Linked DNA regions of Homo sapiens: regions 1, 2, 3, 4, 6 and 7 are each linked to region 5. A link is a contact called in ENCODE Hi-C or POLR2A ChIA-PET data. All regions are on one chromosome and are shown on one strand. Each heading gives the region's core, a stretch centred on a gene start or an enhancer-like site at or near the end of the contact. The rest is flanking DNA. Distances are from core to core; before and after follow the strand shown. Region 1 overlaps RAPGEF1 (Rap guanine nucleotide exchange factor 1). Region 2 has its middle 24 kb from the start of FAM78A. Region 3 overlaps AK8 (adenylate kinase 8). Region 4 holds the start of PRRC2B (proline rich coiled-coil 2B). Region 5 overlaps NTNG2 (netrin G2). Region 6 overlaps RAPGEF1 (Rap guanine nucleotide exchange factor 1). Region 7 holds the start of FAM78A (family with sequence similarity 78 member A).

Evidence for each region. A loop is a pair of places that touch in the nucleus more often than their neighbours do. ChIA-PET counts read pairs that join two places held with the same protein, here RNA polymerase II (POLR2A). Pooled maps may share reads with other maps.
Region 1: a loop to region 5 is called in a map with no recorded cell type, with 7 times the contacts of the local background. The contact joins two enhancer-like sites. A Hi-C loop is called at or near these places in 2 of 37 single-sample maps with no recorded cell type and 3 of 50 pooled maps. POLR2A ChIA-PET finds 5 or more read pairs at or near these places in 2 of 52 experiments (CD4-positive, alpha-beta T cell and Caco-2).
Region 2: a pooled map shows a loop between it and region 5 (6-fold over the local background). The contact joins two enhancer-like sites. A Hi-C loop is called at or near these places in 3 of 50 pooled maps. POLR2A ChIA-PET finds 5 or more read pairs at or near these places in 2 of 52 experiments (H1 and activated B cell).
Region 3: a loop to region 5 is called in a map of B cell, with 10 times the contacts of the local background. The contact joins two enhancer-like sites. A Hi-C loop is called at or near these places in 1 of 168 maps with a recorded cell type or tissue (B cell), 3 of 37 single-sample maps with no recorded cell type and 9 of 50 pooled maps. POLR2A ChIA-PET finds 5 or more read pairs at or near these places in 2 of 52 experiments (GM12878 and activated B cell).
Region 4: a pooled map shows a loop between it and region 5 (10-fold over the local background). The contact joins the promoter of PRRC2B here to the enhancer-like site in region 5. A Hi-C loop is called at or near these places in 4 of 37 single-sample maps with no recorded cell type and 8 of 50 pooled maps. POLR2A ChIA-PET finds 5 or more read pairs at or near these places in 1 of 52 experiments (OCI-LY7).
Region 6: a loop to region 5 is called in a map with no recorded cell type, with 4 times the contacts of the local background. The contact joins two enhancer-like sites. A Hi-C loop is called at or near these places in 1 of 168 maps with a recorded cell type or tissue (CD8-positive, alpha-beta T cell), 2 of 37 single-sample maps with no recorded cell type and 10 of 50 pooled maps.
Region 7: a map of B cell shows a loop between it and region 5 (9-fold over the local background). The contact joins the promoter of FAM78A here to the enhancer-like site in region 5. A Hi-C loop is called at or near these places in 2 of 168 maps with a recorded cell type or tissue (B cell and CD8-positive, alpha-beta T cell) and 8 of 50 pooled maps.

The regions. Positions count from the first base shown.
Region 1 is chr9:131,577,584-131,581,791 of GRCh38, forward strand. It overlaps RAPGEF1 (Rap guanine nucleotide exchange factor 1), which reads right to left. Exons shown (of 27, transcript NM_001377935.1): 26 at 2,680-2,808; 27 at 1-2,064. The coding sequence ends at 1,914. Among named protein-coding and RNA genes, the nearest start is that of PRRT1B, 34 kb to the left of the region's middle. RefSeq lists enhancers at 1,356-1,405, 1,436-1,565, 1,766-1,845. Within about 2 kb of position 1,313, at least 10 of the 41 ENCODE cell types and tissues checked have a DNase peak (open chromatin) inside an H3K27ac peak, as active enhancers do.
Region 2 is chr9:131,251,103-131,254,793 of GRCh38, forward strand. No RefSeq gene overlaps it. Among named protein-coding and RNA genes, the nearest start is that of FAM78A, 24 kb to the right of the region's middle. RefSeq lists a silencer at 1,512-1,828 and enhancers at 1,535-1,584, 2,780-3,281. Within about 2 kb of position 1,654, at least 19 of the 41 ENCODE cell types and tissues checked have a DNase peak (open chromatin) inside an H3K27ac peak, as active enhancers do.
Region 3 is chr9:132,768,998-132,773,069 of GRCh38, forward strand. All of the region lies in intron 11 of AK8 (adenylate kinase 8), which reads right to left. Among named protein-coding and RNA genes, the nearest start is that of GTF3C4, 100 kb to the left of the region's middle. RefSeq lists enhancers at 975-1,034, 1,145-1,439 and a silencer at 1,305-1,604. Within about 2 kb of position 1,259, at least 34 of the 41 ENCODE cell types and tissues checked have a DNase peak (open chromatin) inside an H3K27ac peak, as active enhancers do; they include B cell, where a contact is called at or near this core.
Region 4 is chr9:131,392,579-131,396,338 of GRCh38, forward strand. PRRC2B (proline rich coiled-coil 2B) reads left to right here and starts at 1,508. Exons shown (of 32, transcript NM_013318.4): 1 at 1,508-1,685. RefSeq lists enhancers at 732-881, 2,008-2,769, 3,532-3,760 and silencers at 1,352-1,541, 1,572-1,681, 1,912-2,201.
Region 5 is chr9:132,240,314-132,244,369 of GRCh38, forward strand. It overlaps NTNG2 (netrin G2), which reads left to right. Exons shown (of 8, transcript NM_032536.4): 7 at 597-731; 8 at 1,563-4,056. The coding sequence ends at 1,798. Among named protein-coding and RNA genes, the nearest start is that of NTNG2, 80 kb to the left of the region's middle. RefSeq lists silencers at 717-1,206, 1,357-1,406, 1,877-1,946. Within about 2 kb of position 2,103, at least 15 of the 41 ENCODE cell types and tissues checked have a DNase peak (open chromatin) inside an H3K27ac peak, as active enhancers do; they include B cell, where a contact is called at or near this core.
Region 6 is chr9:131,670,714-131,674,805 of GRCh38, forward strand. All of the region lies in intron 1 of RAPGEF1 (Rap guanine nucleotide exchange factor 1), which reads right to left. Among named protein-coding and RNA genes, the nearest start is that of RAPGEF1, 67 kb to the right of the region's middle. Within about 2 kb of position 1,908, at least 6 of the 41 ENCODE cell types and tissues checked have a DNase peak (open chromatin) inside an H3K27ac peak, as active enhancers do.
Region 7 is chr9:131,274,846-131,278,700 of GRCh38, forward strand. It overlaps FAM78A (family with sequence similarity 78 member A), which reads right to left and starts at 1,665. Exons shown (of 2, transcript NM_033387.4): 1 at 1,012-1,665. The coding sequence starts at 1,334. RefSeq lists enhancers at 145-204, 380-992, 405-454, 485-534, 695-1,194 and 3 more and a silencer at 1,835-3,014.

The DNA of each region.
Region 1 (4,208 bases), core at 63-2,562, 660 kb before region 5:
TGCAGAGCGGCCCTCACACGCGCACAGCAGCATTCAACAGAGCTGGGCAAGGGAAGGGGAGAGAGAGTCAAGGATTGAAATGAAGGGACTTCAAAAAGAAGGAACAAACTAAAAACCCAACCCACACACAATACTGTTAATAAGCCAGCGACTCTACACACACACTCCTTAAATAATAAAGTGACAGGTCCCGGCTGGCCCCGCAAGACCACCGCAAGAGGGGGTCCCGCCACCAGAGGGGGTCCCGCCTGCCACTGCACGGCTTTCCTCCCTCTATCTACAGGACAAACAAAACACGGGAGAGGGGAAAAAGCCCACATTTTCTTCTTGATAAATGCTGTTCAAAAACCCATGAAGGACTCAAAGTGACATGGTGGTTTAAAAAAAAACCTAAATGATCAACAGATGTTGCTTTCTATATTTTTCCTTTGTTCTGTTTGAACTGGGCTAAGTAAGCACAGTTAGACCCTGCTGTTCACTTGACCACGTCCTAAACCCGGGACAAGTGAGCACTCATTCATGCACAGCAGACCCGGAGGCATGGGCTGGGGCAGCACAACTGGGTTCCCGCAGCGCCCTGCCTGCAGGCTCATGCTGGAGGCCACGGAACCAGGCGGCACAGGGCAGATTCTGTTTGTCAAGCGCCCCACAAGCCTTGCCCAGATTGTCAAGCTCAGCAGCGAGAATGGTTTTGACGAGGAGGATGGAAACAGCATCTGCTCTGGAAGCCGCTCTGGCGTGGGGAGAGTGGGGAGAGGGTGCGCTTGCTGCAGCTGCTGCCTTAGGAGGCTCCTCTGTGGCCAGGCTTCTGCCTCCCTGCACCCTGAGGGACCATTCGGGTGCCTCAGGGATGCCCTTCCCTCCCAGGGGCACTGACAGCACTGGCTGAAAGGTCTGAAGAGCCAGAGGAGGAGCCCTGCTGGCTGGCCCAGGATGGGGCAAGGAGGGAGGGAAAGCCAGGGGATGGGGAGGGACATGAGATGGAGTTTAAGGCACACAGCGAGCGATGGAGGAGGGAGGTGCTGGCCTCTCCCCTCTGAATTAACTCCCCCAGGAGCTCAGCTCTGGCCTCAGTTTGGTGAGGTTCAGAAGACTCCCAGCAATAAAAAGTATTTCTTGGATGATCAAGTCCTCCCTTACTCCAGCCTCCTCTTCTCAGCTCCCCAGGTGGTGTGGGAGGGGCCCAGTGGCCTGGGGTGGGGGGTAAGGGGCGACGGGATGACAGAGACTGCTGCTGCTCTCAGGCGGGCAAGGGAGGCCCTGATGGCGCCAGTACCGCGGGGCAGAGCACCAGCTGCGGGGCTGCTAAGGCGTCACCTGCGTACCTTTCCGGGCCTGCTGAAAAGCTCACACCATCCTCCATGCATCAGAAGGGGAAGCGGAAAGTGAAAGGATCCTCCCCCGAGTCTACTCTGCATTCTGCCCACCCAGCTGCTTGCCCCCATTCCAGGGCCCCTGCAGGACAGGCCACCCCAGGAGGCCTCCACTCATTTGAGATTTCAGAAGATTCAGGGACCCTGGAGCTTAGGGAGGGGGAGCACCCACCACTTCCTTGGTCTGCTGATGAGGTCTCTGCTGCTCTCTCCCTGGAGGGGAGTGGGTGGAAGGTCAAGAGGGGAGAGATGGAAGTAAAAGCAGAAAACAAAACCAAACCAGAAAACCACCGGTTTGTAAATTGGCAACAAGACCTGCCTGCTGGCTGCCCTGAGGCCCACGGGTCTGCTCCCACAGAGGAAGGAGGCAGGAAGCGGCTGGCAGGCTCCAGCTCCCGCCCGGCCCCGCTGAGGGCTGGCCAGCCTCATGGCTCCGAGGCCGGGACTCCTGCCATGCGCCTAACAGGTCCAAGGTCCTCTCCGGTCTGGGAGCTGCCCTCTGCGCCCCTCGAGCATTCTCCTGGATCCCGGCGTCTGCTCCTAGGTCTTCTCTTCCCGGTCTGTTTTTCTCCTTGTTATGTTCCTGGGTTTAATTTTCAGAGACAGTTCCCATAGGGCCTCCTCAGCCAGGTGGTCACTGAAGTCATTGAAGAAGTTTATAATGTCGTCGTTCCTCCGCATGTCATAGTGCCTGGTGCAGGGGATGGGGAGCAGTCAGTGAGCACCTGTGTGGGCTGGATGGCCCGATGGCGCCACCCTCCTGGAAGGTGCCGCGGGGACCATCCCCACAGCCTCGCAGCAAACGGATGCTGCAGGGGCTACCGTTGACCAATGTGACAGAGGGGACACCAGTGCTCAGAGACGGTGCCACCAGCACATGGAGCACAAACAGGGCCCTGAGGCTGGGCTGCTCACAGGGAGGGGGCCCCAGGTGATCCCACTGCCCCCAACAACGCATGCCAGGGCCCGCCCTGGGGGAGCTCTGGTGCCTCAGAGTCAGGCAGGCCAGGGTTTGTCAGGCCCTTCTCACAGCAAGGTGGGCACCAGCTTCTGGTGTGTAAAATGGGAGGACGAGCTGTGCTGTCACGGGGTCCAGGCCCAGGGCCAGGCTAGGCCTGGCATGGAGCCTGGTGGGCATGCTCTCAAGTCATCCTGGCAGAAACTGAAGGGCCCGGACTATATCTCAGCAGTGGCAGGTCCCTGGGTCCTCTGTGGCTCCCCCTCCCCTCGGTGTCCCGGGCTGTCTCTCCTTGTGTGTGGCCCGGGGCTCAGCTCTGCCTGGTCCCCCCGGGGCAGTGGCACTCACGCCTGCTGGAAGCAGCGCATGCTGTCGAGGATGTTGAACTGCTGCCACCGCTTGGAGAAGTTCACTTTCCCGTCGATGTAGTCTGGGTTTCCCAGGTGAACGAAGGTCAGGTCCTGCAGGATCAGCCCCCTGGGAGGACGGGTTAGGCAGCCTGTTACTGCTACGGGGTTTGGAAGCAGCAAGGGCTAGAGACATGTGTCAGGCGCTAGGACTCGCAGTGAGCAGCTTCCAAACCCCAGAGCAAACCAAAGAGCCAGTCTGAGGTGTCTGTTTCCCAGAACAAACTCCCGCCTCAGCCTCTGGCCTCTGGCTCCACAAGCACCTGCTGGGGACCTCGGAAGCCAGTATGCTGATGAGGAGCCTGAGGGTGATGCGGCTGCCATGGCTCAACCCATAAGGGCGAAGCTGTGGGCTGCTAAAGTAACATTAACAAATGAGCAGTAAAAAAAAAAAATAACAAAACCCAAACCAGGGGGCAGGGGCAGAGATCTCCTTTTATTAACAGGTGTGGTGGGCTGGGTGCAATGGCTCACACCTGTAATCCCAGTACTATAGGAGGCTAAGGCAGGAGGATTGAGCTCAAGAGTTTGAGAACAGCTAGGCTGGGTGTGGTGGCTCACACCTGTAATCCCAGCATTTTGGGAGGCCAAGGTGGGAGGATCACCTGAGGTCAGGAGTTTGAGATCAACCTGGCCAACATGGTGAAACCCTGTCTCTACTAAAAATACAAAAAGTAGCCGGGCATGGTGGTGCACACCTGTCATCCCAACTCGGGAGGCTGAGGCAGGAGAATCACTTGAACCTGGGAGGCGGAGGTTGCAGTGAGCCAAGATTGCGCCACTGCCTGGGTAACAAGAACGTAACAAGAACTCCAGCCTGGGTAACAAGAACGTAACTCTGTCTCAAAAAAAGAAAAAAAAAAAGAGTTTGAAACCAGCCTGGGCAACATAGCAAGACCTCGTCCCTACAAAAAATACAAAAATTAGCTGGGCATGGTGGCGTGTACCTGTAATCCCAGCTACTAAGGAGACCGATGTGGGAGGATTCCTTGAGCCCAGGAGTTCAAGGCTGCAGTGAGCTATGATTGCACCACTGCACTCCAGCCTGGGTGACAGAGACTCCGTCTTTATTAAACAAAGAAACTGGCTGGGTGTGGTGACTCCTGCCTGTAATCCCAGCACTTTGGGAGGCCAAGGCAGGTGGATCACCTGAGGTCAAGAGTTTGAGACTAGCCTGGCCAACATGGTGAAACTCCGTCTCTACTAAAAAAAATACAAAAAAAAAAAATTAGCCAGGCGTGGTTGCGCATGCCTGTAGTCCCATCGACTACTCAGGAGGCTGAGGTGGGAGAACTGCTTGAACTCAGGAGGCAGAGATTGCAGTGAGCCAAGATCATGCCACTGCATACCAGCCTGGGTGACAGAGTGAGACTCCATCACAAACAAAGAAACAAAGAAACAAACAAGGTGTAGTAACTTAATAGGTGCTTCTGACTGCAGAGGACTTAAGGCCAGATGAGAAAGACAGGG
Region 2 (3,691 bases), core at 404-2,903, 990 kb before region 5:
GAGCCTGCCACCACCCTGGCTAATTTTTGTATTTTTAGTAGAGATGGGGTTTCACCATGTTGGCCAGGCTGGTCTCGAACTCCTCACTTCAGGTGATCCACCCGCCGCGGCCTTTCAAAGTGCTGGGATTATAGGCGTGAGCCACCGCACCCGGCCGCACCTATGCTTTTGATGATGAGTCCAATGACAGTGATTGCGGTTAACACGGATCAAACCTTAGGCACTGGCTGCCCACCTCGGTCAGGCTGCAACCAGGAAGGAGGCAGCCCACCCTCCAAGGGACACGTGGTCCACATGAGCAGCTCGGCCAGGGGCCTTTCTTCCACCCACCTCATCTATCTGCCTCATTTATACCAAGTGGGCCCGGGACAGATGCCGGCCACGGCGCTGCACAGCCTCAAAGCATGTCCAGCAAGATGGCCTGTGGGGTGGGGGACCTCACCCCTTGTATTGTTTTGTCCTCTCAAAGTCTCAGCTAAAATTGGGGCAGCAAATAAAAGCTTTTTGGGCGGTGGGGGGTGGGGCAGGGATCGGGTCTCGCTGTGTGACCCAGGCTGGAGTGCAGTGGTGCAATCACAGCTCACTGCAGCCTTGAACTCCTGGGCTCAAGCAATCCTCCTGACTCAGCCTCCGGAGGAGCTGGGATTACAGGCATGCCCCATCACGCTGGGCTAATTTTTTCTATTTTTTGTAGAGATCAGGGTCTTACTATGTTGCCCAGGCTGGTCTCCACTCCTGGGCTCAAGTAATCCTCCTGCCTTGGCCTCCCAAAGTGGTGGGATTACAGGCATGAGCCGTGGCGCCCAGTCAAGAAAACCATTTTATCATCCTGTTACAACAAGGTCAATAATAGGTGTTAGCTATTGGCGGTTCTGTGCTGAGGGCCTTGCCTGATGACCCCCCGGAACCCTCCTCCCTGTGAGGAAAGCGTAACCCTGTCTTGCAGATGAGGAAACCGAGGCTCAGTGGTGCCGCCGAATCACTCGGATTTGCTAAGCGCTTACTCTGGGCTGGGCACTTGTCCAGAAGCTCAGGACCATCGGCTTCACGTGCCTCCGCAATCTCGTGAGGTGAGGAACCACCTCCGTCCCCACTCCATGTCCTAGGAAACCGAGACCTGAGAGGAGGGGGACTTGCTCAAGGTCACAGCCGTAGAGGCACCGCCCGCCCAGGAGGGCTCACATGACCCTCTCCGGCCTCCAGGCCCAGCTGCAAGAGGAAGCACCGTCCTGGGGAGCCCGGAGACCCAGGCCCCCCTCACAGGCGAGGGGCTGGCACGCGGCCTCTGGAGGAACTTCTGGCCTTCACCGTCTCCGCCTGGTCACTCGTCAATGGCCGGCTGCCTTCTGGAAAGCTGCTGCTGCGCGACAGTGACCCTGGGTGGAGTGAGGCATCCACGGGTGCTCGCTCCCAGAGATGGAGGCCGGAGCCCTGAGCAGAGGCGCCGGCTGTGCCCCGGTCCTCTGTGGCCCCCAGGGCTGCAGAGCTGGGCAGGTCGATTCCCTTGTCACTCCTAAAAGAACATTTGAAGCCCCCAGCAGGCTGGTGTGGGCACCCCAGTTCCTCAGCTACTCTGGGCTCTCCTTCCCCAGAGGCTGTGGGACCTGCCTTCCGGCCTCCGTCACATGACCGCACAGCGAGGAGGCGCTTCTGTGAACCAGGAGGTGGCCCTCACCACGCAGAAACTGTGGGCGCCTTCATCTTGGACTTCCAGCCTCCAGAACTGTGAAGGATTGGTTTCTGTGGTTGACGAGGCATCCGGTCTATGGTTACTTTATTCTAGAGCCCAACTGGGCCAAGGTGATTGTACGTATCTGTGAATATACTAAAACCATAGAACCGTACACTTTCTATTTGCTTTTATTTTGTGAGACAGGGACTCACTGTCGCCCAGCTGGAGTGCGGTGGCACGATCAGGGCTCGCTGCAGCCTCGACCTCCCACCTCATTCTCCTGAGTAGCTGGGATGACGAGAATGTGCCACCGCGCCCAGCTAATTTTTGTTGTTGTTGTTAGCTTTTTGAGATGGAGTCTCACTCTGTCACCCAGGCTGGAGTGCAGTGGCACAATCTCGGCTCACTGCAACCTCTGCCTCCCGGGTTCAAGCAATTCTCTGACTCAGCCTCCCGAGTAGCTGGGGTTACAGGCGCCCGCCATCACACTCAGCTAATTTTTGTATTTTTAGTAGAGACAGGGTTTCTCCCTCTTGGCCAAGCTGGTCTTGAACTCCTGACCTTGTGATCCACCTGCCTCAGCCTCCCAGAGTGCTGGGATTACAGGCATGAGCCACTGAGTCTGGCCTATGCCTGGCTAATTTTTAAGTTTTTTTGTAGAGATGGGGTCTCACTATGTTGCCCAGGCTGGTCTCAAACTCCTGAGCCCAAGATCCTCCCACTTCGGTCTCCCAGAGTGCTGGGATTACAGGCAGGAGCCACTGCACCGGCCAGAACCGTACACTTTTTTTTTTTTTTTTAAATGGAGTCTTTGTCACCCAGGCTGGAGTGCAGTGGTGCAATCTCACTGTAACCTCTACCTCTCAGGTTCAAGTGATTCACCTGCCTCAGCCTCCTGAGTAACTGGGATTACAGGCGTGTGCCACCATGCCCTGCTAATTTTTGTATTTTTTTCAGTAGAGACAGGAGTTCGCCATGTTGACCAGGCTGGTCTTGAACTCCTGACTTCAGGTGATCTGCCCGCCTTGGCCTCCCAAAGTGCTGGGATTACAGGCAGGAGCCACCACACCCAGCCAGAACCGTACTTTAAATAGGTGAGTTGTGTGGTATGTGAACTGTATCCCAATAAAGCTGAGGTAAAGCATTTTAATACGTTTGTGTGACTGTCTGACCAGCATTCAGTCTGCATTTGTCATGGATGCTGAGAATCCCACATCACTAAGCCAGGCCCCTGTGGTCTAGATGTTGCAGAAGAATTGAGCCGTATTTAGAGAGAAGAGTCCCTGGTCTCTGAGCTAAGCCCTGGTGCTCAGTGTGATTATTCTGGGGGCTCCATTTGCATGTTTAACACGGAGCACAACTGCTATGCCTTTGCTGGGCCCCGGACCGGGGAGGACAGGGTAAGTGTGCGTGTCTCTGGCCTGACGATTAGGAAACTCAGGCATGTGAGGTTGAGCGACAAGCCTGGCCTCACTCAGCAAGGCAAGTGGCAGCCAGGAATAGTGCAGGGCTCCCAGCTGTGTCTGGCCCGCCGTAAACACCCACCCTTCTTCTGTCTGATTGAAAAGGGAACATGAAATAAGAACCAGGGCTCAGGCTGATACAGGAACTAATCCTGCCTCTGCATTCCAAGTCGTGCCGTCTGGGCCTGAAGGGAGCTGGGCTGGCCTTCGCCAGTTCCCATGTTGATTTCGGGTTCACCTCCCTGCACACAGGCACAGAGATGGAGTTCATTCACTCCGACGTGTTCGCTTGCATTTAGTAGTTTCCATCGGCCGGGCGCAGTGGCTCAAGCCTGTAATCCCAGCACTTTGGGAGGCCGAGGCGGGCAGATCACTGAGGTCAGGAGTTCGAGACCAGCCTGGCCAACGTGGTGAAACCCCATCTCTACTAAAAATATAAAAATTAGCCGGGCGTGGCGTGGAGCGCCTGTAATCCCAGCTAGTCAGGAGGCTGAGGCAGAATTGCTTGAACCCGGGAGGCAGAAGTTGCAGTGAGCTGAGATTGCACCATTCCACT
Region 3 (4,072 bases), core at 9-2,508, 530 kb after region 5:
GTGCAATACAGTTCCTGCCCGCATGGGGGGAAACAGGCTGGGAGGAGGGCCAGGGGCAAGTAAGTGCTAGGAGGGGAAATGGGAGGGGGCTGGGCGGGCACTGTGGGGAGGGGCAGGGGTTCCCAAGGCAACGTCGAAATCTCCAAATACAGTGGGCCTGACGGGGATGACAGAGAGGCTGAAGAGACAGAGCCGTCCTGCACAGTCCAGGCACCACCCTGCCCTGCCACTGCCTGGCGGGCATCTTGAGCTCCAGACCCTTAGCCTCTCCGGGCCCCCCAGTTTTTTCCGGGTAAGAGACTCGAACTGATGCTCTCTAAGGATTCTTCAAGCTCTGAAATTCTCTGCTGACATTTGCCAGCAGCAAGGTTGACTCGAATCTGAAACCTCTGGGGAAAGTGGGGGCCTCTCCCAGAATGGAACCCTCTCTGAACACTTTCCCGGGAGGGACCTTAGACTGTGCTGCCTGTTGCCAGCGTCGCAGGCAGGAGGAGCGCAGTCACTATGGGTGGGGTGAGTGCATGGGGGAGGGAGTGAAAGAGCAAATGTCCAAGGAAGGGCATAAGAGAAGGGCTCCAGCAAGAATGCAAAGGAAGATTTGTCTAAAATGGCTTTTCAAGGCGGTCATGAGCTTGCCTCTAACCCAGCAAAGCGTGTGGAAGAAACATCGGCAGTGAGGGCTCCCATCTCTCATTTCTCAAAGAGCCGAGACTTTCAGCGAGGCCACTTGCCATTCCTGGTAGGTAATCAGATCGCTGTTAATTAATAAAGCTGTCAGGTGGCTCGTCCTCTCTGGTCATTAGTATCCTTTCAGAAAGAGAATCCTGCCATCACCGCCTTGTCCGCCCCTCCGCTTGCCAGCAATTAACTTAATGCTATGCAAATGAGAGGCTCTTCTCATCATTAGCTTATAGCCACGAATGTTAATCGCATAATTGGGTCTTCAACAGGGTAATTAGACACGATTTCCTCCATTAGTCTTACAAGGCTAATTATTGTTGAGCGGAGAGGGGGACTGCTCCCAGGGCTCCAGGCGAAGAGGGGCATCTGGTTAAAGCGAATTCGGGCGCATCGTCCGCCAGGTAAAAACAGCAGTCGCGATCCATTGTCACAGCCCACTGTCCCCACCCATCGTGGGGACCGGGCTAGGGAGGGAAACGGAACCAGGGGAAGGCCTGGGGGGGTCACACTCGTGCCCCTTGCCTGGGTCCTGGGATGCAGACAACGTGGCATTTAAAAGTGAAAGCGGAAACAAACAGCAGCCCCGCCAGCCCGGGCCCGGAGGCCCAGCCCCGCGCCAAGGGCCACCCCTCGGCGCGCTCAGCTTCCCTGGGCCTCTGCTGCTTCCTCAGTGCCATGAGGACCGCGCTCGATGGCGTCCAGGGGCCTCTGGGTTTGACTTTCATGGCTATGAATCTCGGAATGAATAAAGAGCCCAGAACGCTGGCTGGGGTAGGGGGTGGGGCAGGGGCGAGGGGACACCCTGTGGAGGAGCGGGCTGGGAGCGCGGGGGATGCCCCTCGCCCTGCACGCGCGCCCTGCCCCTGGCTGTAACCTGAGCAGCCCGCGTGAGGGTCAGTGGTGACTTCCGGGATTGAATTGGCTGGGAAGCCGGTCCCATTTCAACAGAGACCTGGGGCAGCGCGGTGGGCAGCGGGCTGGGCCGAGATCGAGACCGGGACAAGGCAGGGAAGAGCGGGATGGGTCGGCCCCTTCAAGGGGAGCCCTGGGGCGCAGTGTGGGGCGGTCTTGCTCCCTGTTGACCCCCATTCCCCCTCCCCTGGATCCAGGAACCCAGTGGGCTCTGGAAGCAGCTGCTGAGTGCACGGCAGACCCCCTGGCATGGGGTTACACCTTCTCTCAGGCCCAGCGGTGTGGGCCTCCCCAGTCAGGGAGATGCTTCCCCCATCTCATCTCAGTGGGGAGGGAGCAGCTGGTGGCCTCGGCAAACGCAGCACAGGAGATGGGAGGGTCTGGCTGAGCAGGGGGCCTCAGGAGGCCTCTGGGAAGCCAGCAGGGCAGGTGTGGACTTAGTGCCAGGGTGACCTGAAGACTCTGCGCTCAGCGGCTCAGAGCACAGGAGTCCAGGGACTCCGTCTCAGTCCGAGTCCGTCTCCACTGCCATGATGTGCTGTGTGATGAGGGCAAGACACTCAGCCTCTTGGAGCCTCAGTTTCCTCAGCTGAAAGGTTCGGGTGATGCACCCTTTCCTGGTCTTGCTGGAAGGACTAGGAGGGAAGAGGTAGGCCAGGTGCACAGCCCAGGGCCTGGCCCTCCTGCCCACAGGAGACAAGAGACTATGGAGGAAAGTGCTATGGCAGATGGTGGTCAGGCTTACACTGTGAGAATTATGTCCCTGTCAACAGAACGGGCCAGGAATCATGCACATGGCAGCCCTCTCTGGATGTTTTTACGAGATTCTGTTTATGAAAATGTGTCGCCTTCCCTGGATCGTACAATCCTCCATCTTTATATGCTTAAGCCCCTACCACAGGCTCTCAATAAGGCCATTAAGGGGTCCTTCATGGACTGAAAGGGCGCCTCTTGTAAAGAAACAAACCCCAAGGTGTCACTTGATTGAAATGTGAAGGCAGAATGAAGGTAAGCTGGAGAGTACTGGGTCTCCATCCATCTAGCATGTTCTGACTGCAATTCCCTTCAAAAGGCTCAAGGCTCCCACCTTGTTATGGCGGTGTGGCTCCATTATGAATGGCCAGGGCCATTGACAAGCAGCGTCGTGTGGTGTGAGGTCACCAGAGGGGAAAGGCTAGGACGGAGCTTCCTTTCAGAGCCTGTGTATCAGTCTGTTTTCACGCTGCTAATAAAAACACACCTGAGACTGGGTAATTTATACAGGAAAGAGGATTAATGGACTGACAGTTCCACATGGCTGGGGAGGCCTCACAATCATGGCGTAAGGCAAGGAGGAGCAAGTCACATCTTATATGGATGGCAGCAGGCAAAGCGAGAGAACTTGTGCAGGGGAACTCCCCCTTAAAAAAACCATCAGATCTCATGAGACTTATTCACTATCACAACAACAGCATGGGAAGGACCTGCCCCCATGATTCAATTACCTCCCACCAGGTCCCTCCCACAACACGTGGGAATTCAAGATGAGATTTGGGTGGGGACACAGCCAAACCATATCACCCCAGAATGCTCCTGCCACCACCATCAATGAGAGGAGTTGCTCTTTGAGAGCTCACTGGGTGTTAGACTCTGGTGATTCCCAAATTTTTCTTCCTGAACTACCAGACTCATAGCCCGCTGCAGATGTTGTTAGGGTTGAATTGTGTTCCACAAAATTCACCTGTGAAGCCCTCACCCCCAGAACCTCAGAAGGTGACTGTATTTGAACACAGGGCCTTTAAAGAGGTGGTTAAGTTAAAAGGGCCCTAAAAGGTGGGCCCCAATCCAATCTGACTGGAGTCCTTCTAAGAGGAGGAAATGTGGACACGCAGAGAGGCACCCAGGGCACACGTGCCATGTGAGGATGCAGTGAGAGGCCTCAGAAGAAACCAAACCTGCTGGCACCTTGATCTTGGGCTTCCAGCCTCCAGGACTCTGAAGAAATAAACTTCTGTTAAGATACCTCATCTATGGTACATTGCTGTGGCAGCCCCAGCAAACCAGTAGATTTCTAAGAGGCATCTCAAGCTTATCATGCCCAAAACTGAGCTAGTGGTCCCTCCTCAACCCCATTCCTCCAGCCTCCTCCTCTGGTCATCACAAGGCCAGTCCATTCTTCCTGCTGCCCCAGCAAGCACCTGAGCTCTCTGCAACGCCTCTCTCTCTCACATGTCCTACATCCAGTGTGATAGCAAATCAATGGTACCAATTCTACCTTCAAAAGACTTCTCACCACCTCCACAGCTACCACCCTGGTCCAGGCCTCTGGCACCTCTCACCTGGATTACTGCCAACAGCCCTATACCTGGCCTCCCAGCTGCTACCTTGTCCCCCTGCCTACAGCCCTTTCTCCACCCACTAGGTATCTTTTTACAACATCAGCGGGATCCCATCTGTCATTTGCTCAAGCCCCACACAGTGGCTCCCACATCACTCCAAG
Region 4 (3,760 bases), core at 258-2,757, 850 kb before region 5:
AGAGATAGCGAAATATTGAAGACATTGGCAGGGGAATAATGCAGATTTGATGATGTAAAACAGAGTGGCCGGCACTGTAATCCCAACACTTTGGGAGGCCAAGGTAGGTGGATCACTTTAGCGCAGGAGTTCCAGACCAACTTGGCCAACATGGTGAAATCCCATCTCTACCAAAAATACAAAAATTAGCTGGGCATGGTGGCAGATGTCTGTAATCCCAGCTACTCAGGAGGCTGGGGCAGGAGAATCGCTTGAATCTAGGAGTTGGAGGTTGCAGTGAGCAGAGATTGCGGATTGTGCCACTGCACTCCAGCCTGGGGGACAGAGCGAGACTGTCTCAAAAAAAAAAAAAAAGAAAAAAGAAAAAAAGGATAACACTGAAAATGACCATGGATAAAATGTAGGAAAATTCAGAGAATTATAAATAAGGCTATAAAAGTATCCAGAATTCTACTCCCCAAAAACTAAGCTTTGTTCACCAGCCTCAGTTCTGGAGTTAGGCTGAAGTGGGTTAATTTTCCTTCTGGGTCCAGCAGTGTGGCCTGGGGCACATTCTCTCAAAGCCTCCTTTGTCTCACCTGTGAATTAGAACAATAATATCTGCCCCTGGGTTAGGATTAAGTGAGACAAACCACGTGCTTTAGCATAGGGCATGGCCCGCAGCTGGTGCTTAGAGCAACCGTGACTGGAAGAGGGTGGGATGATTTGGGTGCCAGGCCCTAACATTTTTTTTTTGTATTTGCTTTTTGAAATTGCTTTTATAGTTGGTTAGGTGTCTAAAAAAGTAAGAACCCTCCTCCGCTCTCCCAACCTCAAACCACGGAGGTAACCAAGACAGGAGTGCAGTCTCCCGGACCTTTTGTTTTGCAATCACACAAACACACAACACTCAAGAGGAGGGGCTTATTAGTTTTCATTTTGTAAAAATGGGACAAAGTACCCATATTGTGCAACAACCTTGCTTTTGAAATGAAAAAAGTATTATTTCTGCTTCCTTTCCGTTCATATACCGTATACATATTTTAACAAAATCCGGGCTTAGTCTGTTCTGAGGCGCTGCAGTTTTGAAGGGGGAGGGGGCGGAGATCCGGGCTCGCTCCCCCGTCACTGCCCCCTCCATCCCTTCCCCCTCTTTCCGGGCGCCCTTCCCCCGGGCCCAGGCCGGGCCCATGCCCTTCCCAGGCCCCTTCTCTTGGCTCCTGGCCCCTCCTCCGGGTCTCCTCCCCGATCCCCGCTCTGCCCCGTTCTCTCCCGCCTCTCCCGCCGTCCCCGGGCCCCTCCCCACTCCCAGCCCCCTCCCAGCCCCCTCCCGCCGCTCCCCGCCCCTCCCCCCTGGCCCCAGCCCTCGCCCGGCCCCCGGGCCGATCCCAAGGCCGCCGCTCCCGGGAGGCGCGGCAGGGGGCGCTGCGCGGGCCCAGGTTGCGGGCGGCGGCGGGAGGAGGAGGACGAGGAGGCGGGGGCGGCGGCAGGCGGGGGGCGGGGAGCCGAGCGCGAGGGAGCGAGCGGCGAGACAGGCGCCGAGGCTCCACCGCGCAGCGACGAGCGAGCCCGGGAGGAGGGAGGGAGCGAGCGAGCGAGCAGCCCGCGCCGCCGCCTCGCAATCCGCCGCCATCCCGCCGCCCCCGTGCCCGACCGCCGCCCGACTGCCATCGCCCGGCCCGGCCGCGCCCGCGGAACCAGACCAGGTGGGTCGGGGCCGGGGCCGGGGCCGGGGCGTGGGGGCGGCGGCGCTAAGATGGAGGCGGCGCGGCCCGGCCGGGCTTTGTCTCCCGCGGCCGCCGCCGGGGGCCCGGGGGCCCTGCGGCCCTGCCCGACCTTTGTCCGCGAGCGCGGCCGCCGCCGCCTCCTTCCCGCCGGGCGCGGGGCTGCGGGGCTGGGAGGCCGCGGGGCCTGGGGGCGGCGGGCCCGGGCGCGCTCGCCATTGTTGTGGCGGCGCCGCGCGGCCTCAGGCTCGGGCGGGGTCCAGGGGCCGCGCGACTCCCTCAGGGCTCGCCCGCCACCCCCGTACCCCCGAGGCCGGGCCGGGCTGCAGAGGCCGGAGGGGCGGGGGTCCCGGGCCCGCAGCCGGGTCTCGGGGTTCTGGGGCCGGCGTCTTTGCTCCCCGCCCCGCCCAATTGACGGAGCAGCGCGCCCGAGGCGGGATCCTGCGGGGTCGGGCCTTGGGTCCGGGGCGCTGAGCGGCGTTCGCGGGGCCGTTCCTGGCGCGGGGTGGGCCGGGCCCCGGCGGCGCTAAAGTTGGCGGCTGGGGGAGGGAGGCGAGCGGCCGCCCAGTCTCGGTGTGAGTGCGGGAACCAGAGGGTTATTTTCGAAATGCTGAATGCTCCATGCTAAAAATGTTTAATAATAAACAGGATGTCGCCACTCGGGGCCTGCCAGATGGGGTTTTTTTTTTTTTCCTCCTCTTTTGCCTCCCCTCAACCCCCAGGAGAGAAATTCAGCCCTGTTGAAACTGTGGGCCTCTGAAGAGTGGATTTGCCTTAAGAGGTGGATTTTTTTCCTTTTTCTTTTTTCCTCCTTCTAAATATCGTGGGAGGTCGGAGCCCACCTTTAGGCAAGAATTGGAGGTGTTTTCAGTGGTGAGCTTGAAGGAAGTGGGAGAAGGGGGGCTGGGGAGTGTCTTTTGCTAAATGGCTTCCTGGGAGAAATCTTTAAATGCCTTTGGTTTACAGGACTGTTAAACTTTCCCTAAGATTTTTTTTTTCTTTAAGGTTTAGTGTGCATTTGATGTGGCTTTGTACAGTGTCATCCAGTTTGGTTTTTGTAACCAATTGTGTGCGGTCTTAGCATGGTTTTTCCGAATCTCGCTGCAGCCATTTAGTCATGTCTATGCACAGCGCTGTGGTGTAAGGTGGGACTGGGGAGGCCCAGGCATTGGGGTGCAGATCCTGCTTCTTTCTTCCGTAAACCTAGTGACTCTGGGGCTGTCTGAGGCTTCATCTGCATAAATCGGGGCGTGCACCCTCCACCTGGCAGGTTTGGGCAGCGGTGAAGGGCCTAGCAGAGGGCCTGGCACAGTTAGTGGTTCCTCCTACGGTTGTTGGTATAACTGCTGTCAAGTCCTAGGACAGACGTGAGCCCCTTGTGGTGCCACCCATAGAGCCAAACTGTGCCCATGGATGCCACAGGTGCTGGCCTAAGGCATGGACAATACAGAAGGAATTCAAGGCCCAAACATTAGTGGGCGCTTATACAGTGCTGAGCCTCTCGGGAGGCAGGGATGGGAAAAAGTAGCATTTGGAGGTCTCTAGAACTTAGTAGACCCGGAGTGTGTGGCAGTTGGTCAGTTTAAGGCAGGGTTAGAACAGTACGAGATGCTCAGGACAAACAGACGCCCAAGGAGTCCTGCCTTCTGAGGATAACTGCTTTCCTTGGGGATTGGCAGATAATCATCTGAGAGTGAGTTTCTACTTGTTTGGGCAAGTGTGTCTCTTGGAGCCTGCGCAGCTGGATTCTGGTCCTCATCGGGTTACCTTTACAAAGCAAGTCTCTGAGGCTCAGATCTTGCATCTGTAAAATGGGAATAATTATGCCTGCCTTGGGTATCTATTAGGGCTCTTGGGAGCCTCACTTAAGATTCACAGTGAATTGTTTTCTCTCCATAGGAAGGTGATGAAATGTATGTGTTTGTTGATTATCTGTTTTTCTGGTTCCTTTCTCCTTCCTTCCTCCCTTGCCCTCTTCCTCTCTCCCTCCCTCCCTTTCCCTTCCTTTTCCTTCCTTCCCTTCCTTCTTTTTTCTTTTCTTTTCTTTTTTTTTTTTT
Region 5 (4,056 bases), core at 853-3,352:
TGCCCACACCCTGGCACCCTCCTCCTCTCCCTGGCTCTCCCTGCCTCCACCCCGAGAGCCAGCACTGAGCTGCAAGGTTTCTCAGGGTGGACGATATTCACCCTCTCCCACAGAGCCCCAAGGCAACCAACTGGGCCCACCCCGGGAGCAGGAATAGGCTGTTCCTCCACTCCCCTGCAAAGGAGCTATGGAGGGGGGCCACCCCACAACACAGCAGCCCCAGACATGCTCAGTGGCCTCTGCTGAGTTTCTGCCACCTGTCGGAGTCATAGCTCTTTGGAGATGGGAAGGACAGCGACCCCTCTAGTTGCCCAGAGAGGGGAAGGGGCTGACCCAGGCCACACCAGTGCCAGGGCGGGGAAGGTGGGGCTGGGACGTGTTTGATCCCAAGGAAGGAAGCCAGAGTCTTCTCTCCAGGCCTGGCCACCCTGGGAAGTCCCCACCTGCCGTCCAGCCGCGGGCTCACGTGGACCCAGTGTGGGGAGCATCCCCTGGGGAGTGTGGAGATGCTCCCTGCGAGGCCGGGAGAGTGGGGGTCCGAGAAGACGGCGCCCACACGTAGCCCTGACCGCGCGCCCGTGCCCGTGTCCGTCCAGAGTGTAACTGCAACCAGATAGGCTCCGTGCACGACCGGTGCAACGAGACCGGCTTCTGCGAGTGCCGCGAGGGCGCGGCGGGCCCCAAGTGCGACGACTGCCTCCCCACGCACTACTGGCGCCAGGGCTGCTACCGTGAGTGCGCGCCGTCCCCCGTGGGCGGGGCCTGCGGAAAGGGGACGGGGCAGGACCGAGGCAGTGGGCGGGGCCTAGTGGGACGGGGCAGGGGCGGTGGACTGGGCCTAGCAAGACGGGGCAGGGCCGGGGAAGTGGGTGGGGCCTAGTGGGACGGGGAAGAGGCGGTGGGCGGGGCCTCGCGAGACGGGGCAGGGCCGGGGCAGTGGGTGGGGCCTAGTGAGAGCGGGGCAGGGTTGGGATAGTTGGCAGGGGCCTGGTGAGATGGGGCCGACCCGGGGGCGGTGGACGGGGCCTAGCGAGACGGAGCTGGCAGGTGGGCGGGGACAGGATGCTGCTGAGGTCCGGGGCCGGGCCGAGGGGCGGGTCCAAGAGCTCGGGGCGGGGCCTGATGCGACCTGAGGCACGGTGGTGCCTGGTGGGAACTACGAGAAAGACCGAGCTGGGGTTGGTTGGAAAGGTATTTGCGGGGACAGAGGGAGGGAGGCTGTCCAAGTCGGCGTTAGCCGCGGGCACAGGGTGAAAGGAGGCTCCAGGCGCGTGGAACAGCACGTGCACAGCTCTGGAGACTGCAGGCGCGTCTGAAGAACAGCACCGAGGCCAGTGGGGCGGGGAGAGAGGGGCAGCGGTGGGAGGCAGCCGGGGGCCAGATCTCGCCCGGGCGCCGTCACCCTCCGAGGGGGGACGTTTCGCACCCAGCGCGCCTGGAGCCTCCTACATCCCCGGCCCAGACGGCGCCCCCGGGATCTCGCACACCCTGCTTCGCAGGAGCTCGGAGGTTGGCGGGGGGACCGGGCCACCCCCCGTGCTGACCGCCCCCTCCGCCTGCAGCCAACGTGTGCGACGACGACCAGCTGCTGTGCCAGAACGGAGGCACCTGCCTGCAGAACCAGCGCTGCGCCTGCCCGCGCGGCTACACCGGCGTGCGCTGCGAGCAGCCCCGCTGCGACCCCGCCGACGATGACGGCGGTCTGGACTGCGACCGCGCGCCCGGGGCCGCCCCGCGCCCCGCCACCCTGCTCGGCTGCCTGCTGCTGCTGGGGCTGGCCGCCCGCCTGGGCCGCTGAGCCCCGCCCGGAGGACGCTCCCCGCACCCGGAGGCCGGGGGTCCCGGGGTCCCGGGGCGGGGCCGGCGTCCGAGGCCGGGCGGTGAGAAGGGTGCGGCCCGAGGTGCTCCCAGGTGCTACTCAGCAGGGCCCCCCGCCCGGCCCGCGCTCCCGCCCGCACTGCCCTCCCCCCGCAGCAGGGGCGCCTTGGGACTCCGGTCCCCGCGCCTGCGATTTGGTTTCGTTTTTCTTTTGTATTATCCGCCGCCCAGTTCCTTTTTTGTCTTTCTCTCTCTCTCTTTTTTTTTTTTTTTTTCTGGCGGTGAGCCAGAGGGTCGGGAGAAACGCTGCTCGCCCCACACCCCGTCCTGCCTCCCACCACACTTACACACACGGGACTGTGGCCGACACCCCCTGGCCTGTGCCAGGCTCACGGGCGGCGGCGGACCCCGACCTCCAGTTGCCTACAATTCCAGTCGCTGACTTGGTCCTGTTTTCTATTCTTTATTTTTCCTGCAACCCACCAGACCCCAGGCCTCACCGGAGGCCCGGTGACCACGGAACTCACCGTCTGGGGGAGGAGGAGAGAAGGAAGGGGTGGGGGGCCTGGAAACTTCGTTCTGTAGAGAACTATTTTTGTTTGTATTCACTGTCCCCTGCAAGGGGGACGGGGCGGGAGCACTGGTCACCGCGGGGGCCGATGGTGGAGAATCCGAGGAGTAAAGAGTTTGCTCACTGCTGCCTCCACGGCCTGTTTTCTTTCTGTGTTGGGGACGGTGGGCAGGTGTGGGGCTTACAGAGGAATCCACAACACAGCCTTAAAGAAACGGTTTCCCTACTGGGGCCACCATTTCCCTGGGCCTTTCTGTGGATTCCAGCAGGCAGTGCCCCCTCCCCGCAGGCTTGGCTGGCAGAGTTTTCCACCCCGCGGCCAGGCTGCAGGTGCCCCACCTGTTAGGAGCCTCCCCACACTGAAAGGCTGCCTCCCTCCTTTCCCAAAAAAGAAATCCGGAGTGTATTGGCCCTTTTCTACAGAAGTCCAAGGGAAATGACTCAGGGAGAATCCTAGCAGAGGTTGAATCCAATGCTCTGATTTATACTGTGTCTCGGTGGCCACCTCCGATGGATGTGTCATCTCAGACCTGTTGCAGCCGGAGCCTCAAGTCCAATATCAGATGAAGCTGAACCCACAATTCGGCCACCGCCTCCTTCCAGAGTTTCAGATGGCCAGGTGGGCAGAGGCGGGCAGTGCAGAGACCCCAGACGTGCCGGCCCTGTCCTCCCTACCTTCTCAAGATTAGGAAGGGGTGCTGGAGGGGACAGGGGCAGCTTGGGAGTGGTGAGGAAGCTCCTAGATTCGGGGCTCATCCCCTGGGGCCTCTGATTCAGAGGATCCAGCAGTTCTCCCATCTCCGCTTGGTGTCTCCAGCCCTGGGGCCACACTTCCCCCTCGGTCCAGCCTCCTGTCCACCTATGTTTATTTCAGAGCAGTGCCGGGGGTCCGGTCCTGGTTGCTAACTGCTGCCACTGCTCCACCTGCAGGTGCTCCCAGCACTGGCTTCTGCCACCACACCTGTTCTTTCCCAGCTGCGAGGTTTAGACCTGGGTCCTTCCCTTGAGTCCCCAAAGCTAAGCTAAGACCAAGTGGAACAAACTTGGCCTTGGGGACAGCAGGAGATTACAACACAGAAAAGGAGGGGGAGGCACAACGGGACACTGCATAGGACTCACAGTGTCCCGAGCCCACACACCAGCCCCTCCTGGCCTCCTCTCTCTGCTCCCACCCCCAGCACCCTGCTGACCCGGAAGTGCCTTCCGACAGGCCCTGCATCCTCCTGCAGCTGGCCCATCTCTACCCTCACATTCTTCCTTACGCACAGAACCCCACTGCCTGGGACCCAAAGTGCCCAGATAAAATAAAACACCTCTCTGGGGCTTCTTGTGGATAGGAGTGGCCAGGGGACACAGCTCTGGGCAGTGAGATGTAAGCAGGACTGATGGGTGGGCTTCCAGAAAGTTCTTAAAAGTCATCCCTTCCTCCACGCCCCACAAAGCCTCAGTTGTCCAAGTTTGTGGCTCTGGTTTTTCTCTCTCATCCCTCCCTCTGCTCTTCAGTCAGCAGGATGGGGAAGGAGCCTTCTTGAGACACTGAGCATAACAGTGTCACCCTCAGGATAGTGAAGGGTGGAGCCGGGGGTGGAAGTTGCAGAGCCTGGGACACCTGCCTTGGCTGCAACCTCTGCACTGCTTTTATTTATCTACTTATTTTTATAGAGTTG
Region 6 (4,092 bases), core at 658-3,157, 570 kb before region 5:
TCTCGACTTGGGAGGTGGGATTATGGGTGCAACCAAGACACTATTTTTAAACAACCCCAAAAATAATGGGTTGGGGAAGAACATATATTTCAGTGATGCCTGGAATTGCCAACATTTGGCAAGAAAGCGGAGAAGGGGATCTTCCTAAGTCAGAAAGTCCTCCCTTTCTCACTGCCTTTATGCCTTAGCAGTCTGTGATCAGTTACAAAACTCGCCATACTGATTAAAGAGGCTCCTCAACCAAGTGTTTTGAAAAGACAGCCATCCCCCTTCCCTGGATCTTGAACTCAGCCAAATAGCATTCCTCTAACTCCCTCCAAATTACCTCTCTCATTTAACACTCTCTAAACCCCACACTGTCCGGGGAATGCCCCTAGGAAAAACCAGGGGCAACCCAACTTCAAAAACTCAGTTGCTTTACTCTAGAATCCTCAGAGCAGGAAATAGTGATCGTTTTTCAAGAGGGAATCTCATTTTTCATTGCTCTCCCTCAGCAGCTGTATCCTCTAAGTCTCCTGGAATTGAAGTTCTATTTTAAAGGCCCAAATCCTCCACAGGAGGCAGCCTCCTGCCGTCTGTCTGAAGGCCTACATCTCAGCCCGCCAGGGAGGAGGCACGGGCCACACGGTGGAGAGGCAAAGCAGAGATCGGTCTTTTCCAAGTCAGTTGTTGGAATCAGAACACACCTTCCCCTTGAAACAAAGTTAAAAACCAAGTCCCAGTTCTGGGCCCGCCCACAAAACTGGGGTTGCAATGTGGCTGAGCGCCTCCAACCAGCCCAACAACGTGGGGCCTTTGCTGCCACAGAGGTTCTGGGGGCACTGGAATGCAGGCTCTGCACTCAGGTGGTCTATAAGCTGACAAGAAAGTCAAGCCTCCAACCCAGGGCTATGGCACACTGTGAGGTGAGTCAAATGCTGAGGACATGTGGGGGTCACTTTGTGAGAGATGCAGGAAAAGTTCATGAATGGAGGCCCTGGAACCGAGACTGGCAGACGGTGCAGGATCTGGCTGTGGAAAGTGCAGGGCAGTTGAGCTGGGGGAGAACAGGTGCCCTGGAGAGTTGTGGGAACTGGTCCTGGCCACTTGAGGGGTGGATTTGTGGATTACTCCCAATGTTGATGTTTACGATGCACAACCAACCCATTTAGCACTTCCCAAAATCAATGTCATAGATGAAAACATGAAACAGAAAATCTCAGAGGCCATGCATGTATTAAGGCTAATATCGTTTCACGAAACTTAATCACAACCAACTTGAAACATGTGAAGACCCTTCTCCCTGGAGTGTGGAGTGGAGAAACCCCCTCACTGGGCCAATAGGTGCTGCTGTAGGTTAGGGGTCATGTATGGTGGTGAAGACCGCAAACCTAGCCCATAGCCAAAAGTTGCCAAGACACTGGTTAGCTTCCCCTCCTGAGCCTGGAACTAAGGACCAAGCACAGGTGCAAAGGCACAGGTGGGCATTTCAGAGAGGGAGAAGTAGCTAAGGCAGAGGCTAATAAGCTTTTTGACCCCGGTAAGAAACGTATTTTATATTACAACCAAGTACACAAAATATGTCAAAAATCTAAAGATTTAAATTCTATTTTACTTTTTCACTACTTGCTATTTCACTGAATCAATTTTAGGACAACATTGTGTCTTCATCCTTCGTTCAGCTGAAAAGGGACTGGGCATCAGATGACGGCATCAGTGTCACATGGGAGGGGGTCTGGATGCCAGCTCTTTAGCCCTGGTGCAAACCTAAGAATCTGATGAACTGGGGTCTCTGGGGAAGGGACCCAGGACACTGGGCTTCAACAGGTGGCCCTGCAGTGCTGGAGTGTGAGAAGCACTGTTTCAGAAGACAAAGGTCTGAGGGAACCGGTTGAGCTATTAAGATTTTCCACATCTTGGGCCAAAGACGGGGAGGGGCTGATGACTAGCCCAGCACAGCCCAGGGCACATGGGAAGTGACAGGCAGATGGGACCCTTTGACTTCGACAGCAGGGGAAGTTCTAATCTCATCTCAGATCAGAACATTCCTTAGGATAAGCCCCTCCTGGTTGGGAAACAAATCTGTAAATGCTGAACCTGGAAAAGGTCCGTGTAGGGTAAGAGGGGGTGACCACCAGTTCCAGCCACCAAATTCCAACTAAGCAGTCACCCCTACCAAGGAAATTTAGCTGAATCAGGCTCTTCTGGTAAAAGGCTCAGAGCACCAGTCAGCCAGTATCTCCTGAAGCCCTACTGCGTGTGTGGAGTGACAGACATAAGAACCAGGGGGCCAAAGCCACCACTGAGCCCTGCTCTTCCTTCTGCTTCAGGGCTTGCTTGTTTATATTTGGCTGTAGACTTTGTTTAGCACCTACTTTGTGCTGGGAAAAAAAGTGCTTTTTGCCCTCAAATAACTGCACTAAGTCAGTGATTCTCAGGAGAGGAGTGGGGTGGGTCAGAATGACCTGGCGTCTGGTCTGAAAAAGTGCACCCAAAAAAACCATACATGTTCCTATTTGCAATCAGAAGAAAGCAAATCTGAACAAAATCTTTTAGTCTCTCTCATAGGAATACAGAGTAGATACAGTGATTTTCAAATCAGAATTCCTAAGAGGGAGGGGCTGAAACATCAGTGTGTCCCAAATCAGGGCTGGATGAAAAGCCACCATGCCACCTGGCCTGCTAGGAGCAGGCCCAAAAGCTAGAGGTTGGGGTCCCAACTCCACTGCTGACCCTGTCCTGTAGATGAACTGTGTCCTCAGTGGAAAGCAGTTATCTTTAAAGTTCTTTGAGCACATTCTAAGATGATAACCACCTTTTACATTTAAGATGGACTTAGAATTTTCTAAACAGGTAAACCAATTGGAACCAACTGTAAATCAACTGGAAGGGAAAGGAATTTGCTGAGGACCCTGTGACCCAAAGCACAGGTCCTCTGCAGATGGTTAGAAAGCAGGACATTCCTATCAACTCCATCTGTGGAGGGCTACAAAAGCACCCCCCCGGCCGCCCCACCCAACAGAGAGGAAAGGAGGGGCCAGGAGAAAGTCCAATGGTGCTGAGTCAGAAATTGCCAAGAGCCACCAGTGACCGTGAAGAAAAACATGCCGCTTCATTTTCCACTAGGTAGATGGGGCCCATCATGTACTCATCGTGGCCTCTGTTTCCTAAAAGACGGTTCCGTTCTGCAGCTGGTGTCTGCCAGTCCCCATGTCCTCAGATCTAAGGGTCCCTTGATAATAAAAATATGGAACTCGGAGAGCTAGTAGACGTTTTTGCAAATGCATGACAATCCGTGGACTGAATCTATAAATGGGTCTCTAAACTCTGTAAAAAGCAGAATGATGCGAGCAGAGAGTTATGAACATTGTTCGAAGCCACCTTTGAAAGCATTTTTGGTTCTAACTTTTGCTTTACAAATTGAACCACCACTGCAGAGCAGGGATTGGGATATATCTAGTTTCTTTATAATAATATTTTCGTGTTCTTTGTGGTGGGGGTTGAGAGCAGTGTTTTTAAATTTTTCATCAAAACAAAAATATTAGCACAGAACTATGTGTCCTGAAGCTTGTTAAAATCGGGGGTGCTTCAAATGGGGCTTACCGCTTTCAACATTCATTTCTGAGGGCAATGAACCAACTACGTTAAGACCAGTCTGAAAATGCTGAAATAGGCGCCCTGCAGAGCACGGTTTTGCTTTAAAATTCTGCCCTCTTACCCAAAGCAGTCAGCCTGACTTGAGAAGGAGCTCAGATCTCTGTGTTATGAACAGGCCCTGGTCCGGTTCCCCAAGGCGTGAGAAGCCACCACTGTGGTCCCTCTCCCTCAGGTGCAAGGAAATCTAGGTCTCCACACTTGGCTCAGGAGAAAACCGTTGCCCTGCATTGTTTTGGGCGGCTAGGGCTGGAGCTCTGGCTGCTTGGGCGGTGGGCGCGTGGAGGTGGGAACCGCTGGCTAGAGTCCAGTCCGGTGACCGCCTCCCTGACACAGCCCACCTGCTCCAGTTCAGACGGCCTTCCCACCAACCCAACCTGAAGAGGGATCCCTAGAAGGAAAGTCCAATCTGAGCTGGCTGCCTGCTGAGGAAAAGCCTCTGTCCTGTCCCCTACTCCT
Region 7 (3,855 bases), core at 415-2,914, 970 kb before region 5:
ACAGGGTAGACACTGAGAGAGGTTCTGGGAGTGTCAGCGGCCAGTCACGGGGCCGCATGGGTGGGCTGCCCGCCGGGGCCTGCCTAGCTCTCTCCAAAGGGTCCTTACGCTCAGAAACAGCTATTTTCACCATCCCTGTCTTAGGGTGAACCTTCAGATTAAGTCACTCTCCCAACTCTGCCTAAATGCAGCTCTTTTCACCCTGGGGACGGCCTTCTCTGGGGTCAGGAAGCAGGCCAGGAAAGGAGCCCCAGGGTCCCAGGGTCCTCACCGGGACCCCCAATACCCTAGGCACACTCTGGAGACCGGGCTTTGGGGCTGCAGAGGAGAGGCTCCTCTTTGCTGTTCCTGTTAGGGCCTCGCCAGAGGGACACTGGACTTGTCTGCATAAAGCGGTCTTCTGCCTTGGAGACAGAAAGCGATACACTGTGAAGAAATCGGGCTTCTAAAACTAACTGTGCTCTCAAACACAGTGCCGTTTGGAACGGGGAAGCACTCCCCCAGCTCCTGGCATACACTGGTAAAAGCCAGAAAGATAATTGAGGCCCAATCGCAAAGCCCTGAACACACCGGTCTGGGAGTTGCAGAGTGCCTGAATGTCTGCCATGGGCCCGCACAGGGCCAGAGGCCTGGAGGGCAGCCCTGCAGCCTCTCTGGTGACCCCTGATGGCACAGACACTCCTCAGGCGGACGGCACACTTGCTCTGCCAGGAAACACTGGGAGTAATGTCTCTCTGCTTTCTCGGCATCTTGCAGGGAAGGACACAGGAACCCGGGGGGAACAGTGGCAGGGTAGATTGCAGGACCGTGACTCCAATCTGGATCCACAGGCAAACTTTTCAGGGAGCCACCGGGCCAATGAGGCCACCTGCATACCTGCCTAAAGCTTCCCTCTGGCCTCCGTCCTGTCTTCATGGTATCTCCACCTTCCCCCTATCCGCGGCCCCCCACCAGGCCTCCAAGCTCGGCCATCCCTAGCAGTTCCCAGAGCTGGCTCTCGGCCGTACTCACATGCCCTGCTCGCCGTACTGGTTGTAGAACTCCATGTGGCTGCACGCCTGGATCCAGCCAACTACCCAAGTCTCCTTCTTGGGGATGGGCGGCATGACCACCTGGGCCGAGGCCCGGAAGTGGGGTGTCCGGTAGCGGAGCACCACGCTGGAGGACTCATCGATGCTAGTGGGGACGGGGTCGATGGAGGCTTTCACATCAATCACCGTGATCCCTTCCCGGAAGACTCTGGCTTTGCCTCCGATGCTCTGAATACAGCCCATGGCATACAGGAGCGCTCTGATCTCCAGGGAAGGCCAGCAGTCACAGAAAAAACCAGGCATTGAAAGGACAGAGGCTGCAGGACCCAGTACAGACGGCGCTGCTCTCCAATCTCAACTCTCAAGACCGATATCCATAGGATAGAAAACTCACTGAGTAGACTGGGGTTGCATATATCACTACCGCGGCCTGTTTATAAATAAGGATTCTGCTGCATTTCATGAGCCCTGGGCTCTCTCTTCTTCTCCTCGCAGTGGACAAAAATCACCGATATTCTTTGGGTTAAAAAAAGTTTGTAGTTTAATGAATAATTATGCGGTTCTGACATCCAGCCCTTCTGTGCCTCACACGCGGGGACGGCAGCTCGCAGACTCTCCCTGAAGTCTTCGGAGGAAGCAGGCGAGCGCCGGCAGACTCATAAATAAGGAAGGCTCTGTCCCCGCGCGGCCGCGCCACCCTCGCGGCAGAAGCCTGACTTCCTGCCCTCCGGCCTTCCGCACGCGCTCCCTCCGGGCCCCGCACCCGCACCCGCCCGGCGCGGTCGAATCAATTGCAGAGCAGTTTGTGTTCACCCGGCCGAGGTCCCGGCGCCCTCGGGGCGAGCGCCGACCCGCGGCTTCCAGGAGGCGAGCTCAGGGCTCCGGCCGCTCGCCGGTGACGGGGGAGCGCGGCGCGGGTCCCCGTCGGCGCCCACTCGCGGGCGCGGGCCGGACGTCCCCACGCAGGGGCGCCGCGTCCCTTCGCCGCTGTCGCTGCCGGCCGCCGTGCAGGGTCCCGGGGCTGCGCTCCGGCCGCCGCCGCCTGCTTCGCCGCGGCCGCCGAGGACCTGGTGGGAGGTGGAAGGGACAGCGCGTCAAGGCCAGCCTCAAAGTTAAGCCGAACTTTGCTGCGGGGGGCGCGCGGGGGCGGCGACGCGTGTGCGCTGGGCGCGGGCTGCGGAGCTGACGGCGCAGCTCTGGGCGGTCTCCCCGGAGGCGGTGGCCCCCGCCCCCCGCGCCCGCCCCGTCAGTGGCGGCCGCACGACCGCGCGCACCAGCGAATAATAGCCGCCCGTGACATCTCCGCTGATACCGTCCCGGACGGGCGGGGTGGGGGGCGAGCGGCTGCCGCTGCAGGGGGCGGCGAGCACTTGCCCTGCTCTGTCCCCACCGCCGCGCCGCCAGCGCCAGGTGCCCCTTCCCCACCCCGGTCCCTCCGGCTCCCTGGGCGCAGGGCCACCCACCAGTGCCGTCGGATCCGGCGGGCACCCCTTTCCCGGCTGGGGTCCCTCGGCCCTCGGAGGGCATAGTGCCCCCGCTCCGCCGCGTCAAGCGCCTCTGTCGCCCCTCTCCAGCCGCGAGCAGCCCCGGGTCCCCACGCGTCGGGCGCGCTCGCCGCTGCCGGGGAACTTTGGCGCGCACGCCCCCACTCGGGCGGCGCCGCCGACTCACCTGCCCCGGGGGCCACTCCGCTGGCCCGGGCAGCCGCTCTCCGGACGCCCCTGACCCGGCCGCGGGCACGTTCTTGGGGCGCCCCCACCCCCTTCCCCGGGCACTGTCCCTTGGCTCTACTGGAGTCTGGGGCCGGCGTGGGCGCCCCCGGCCCCCACCCTCCTCCCGGCTTGGGGCTTCGGGGGGGCGGCCGGGGGCGGAGGGCTGAGGCTCGGGGCTCTCTCGCCCCCACCCCGCGCGCCTCCTTTATTTTATGATCATTGTGAGCGCGCTGTCGCCGCTCAGCCCCGCCGCCGCGCCGCTGCCGCCTGGCGCGCCCCGCGCTGCCTCGCTCTGCTGCAGCATCGGAAAGGCAACCGGGTCAAACTTTGCAGAAACTCGGCCCCTGCGCCGGCCCGGCCCCCGCGTCCGCTCGCCGCCGCCGCCGGCCGAGCGCAGCCGGCGCACGCAGGGACCGCCGCCCGCTCGCCGGCCCCGCGGGGATGCAGGTCCGCAGGCGGCGGCGGCGGCGGCGGGCGGGCGCCGCCTCCTCCTCCCCGCCCGCCTGGCTCTCCACCCTCGCTCCCCGCACACAGCCCGCCCTCCCCCTGGTAATCCCTCGCTCCCCCTCGCTCCCTGTCTCTGCAGCTGCTCGGGGAGCTGAGCCTCTCCTTGAACAAACGACATTTCCTTTTTGGCCAGCCCCGGGAATTCTGGGTAGTGTAGTTCCGCTGCTGTCTCGGGGCCAGGTGGGCTGCTCCCAGTGCCCTTTGAACTCTATGGACCAGAGGCTTTCTGGGGTTCGGAGCACCCGCAGAAGGGCTCCCTTGCCCTGGGGTTCCTGACCGCAGGGAGACAGTGGCTTGGTGGAGACAGCGCGGGGGCTTTGTAGGCTCCAAGGCTGGGAAGGTCGCGGGGAGGGGAGAGCAGTTTGGGGAGAGGTGGGTCCCCTCGAGCAGGTCTGCTGGCTGCCTGTTGGACCCCGGCTGTGTGATGAGCGCTGTACAGAGCATCATTTCAGCCACCATCGGCCTCCCTGTGGAGGGAGACTGATGATGTGCACTTCACAGAGCAGGCACCCAGAGCTGAGAGGCTAGGGGATTTGCCCAAGGTCCTTCCCCCCGTCCCCCCGCAGGGGTCCCAGTGCAGGGGCTCAAAAGGAGCATGAGGCTGT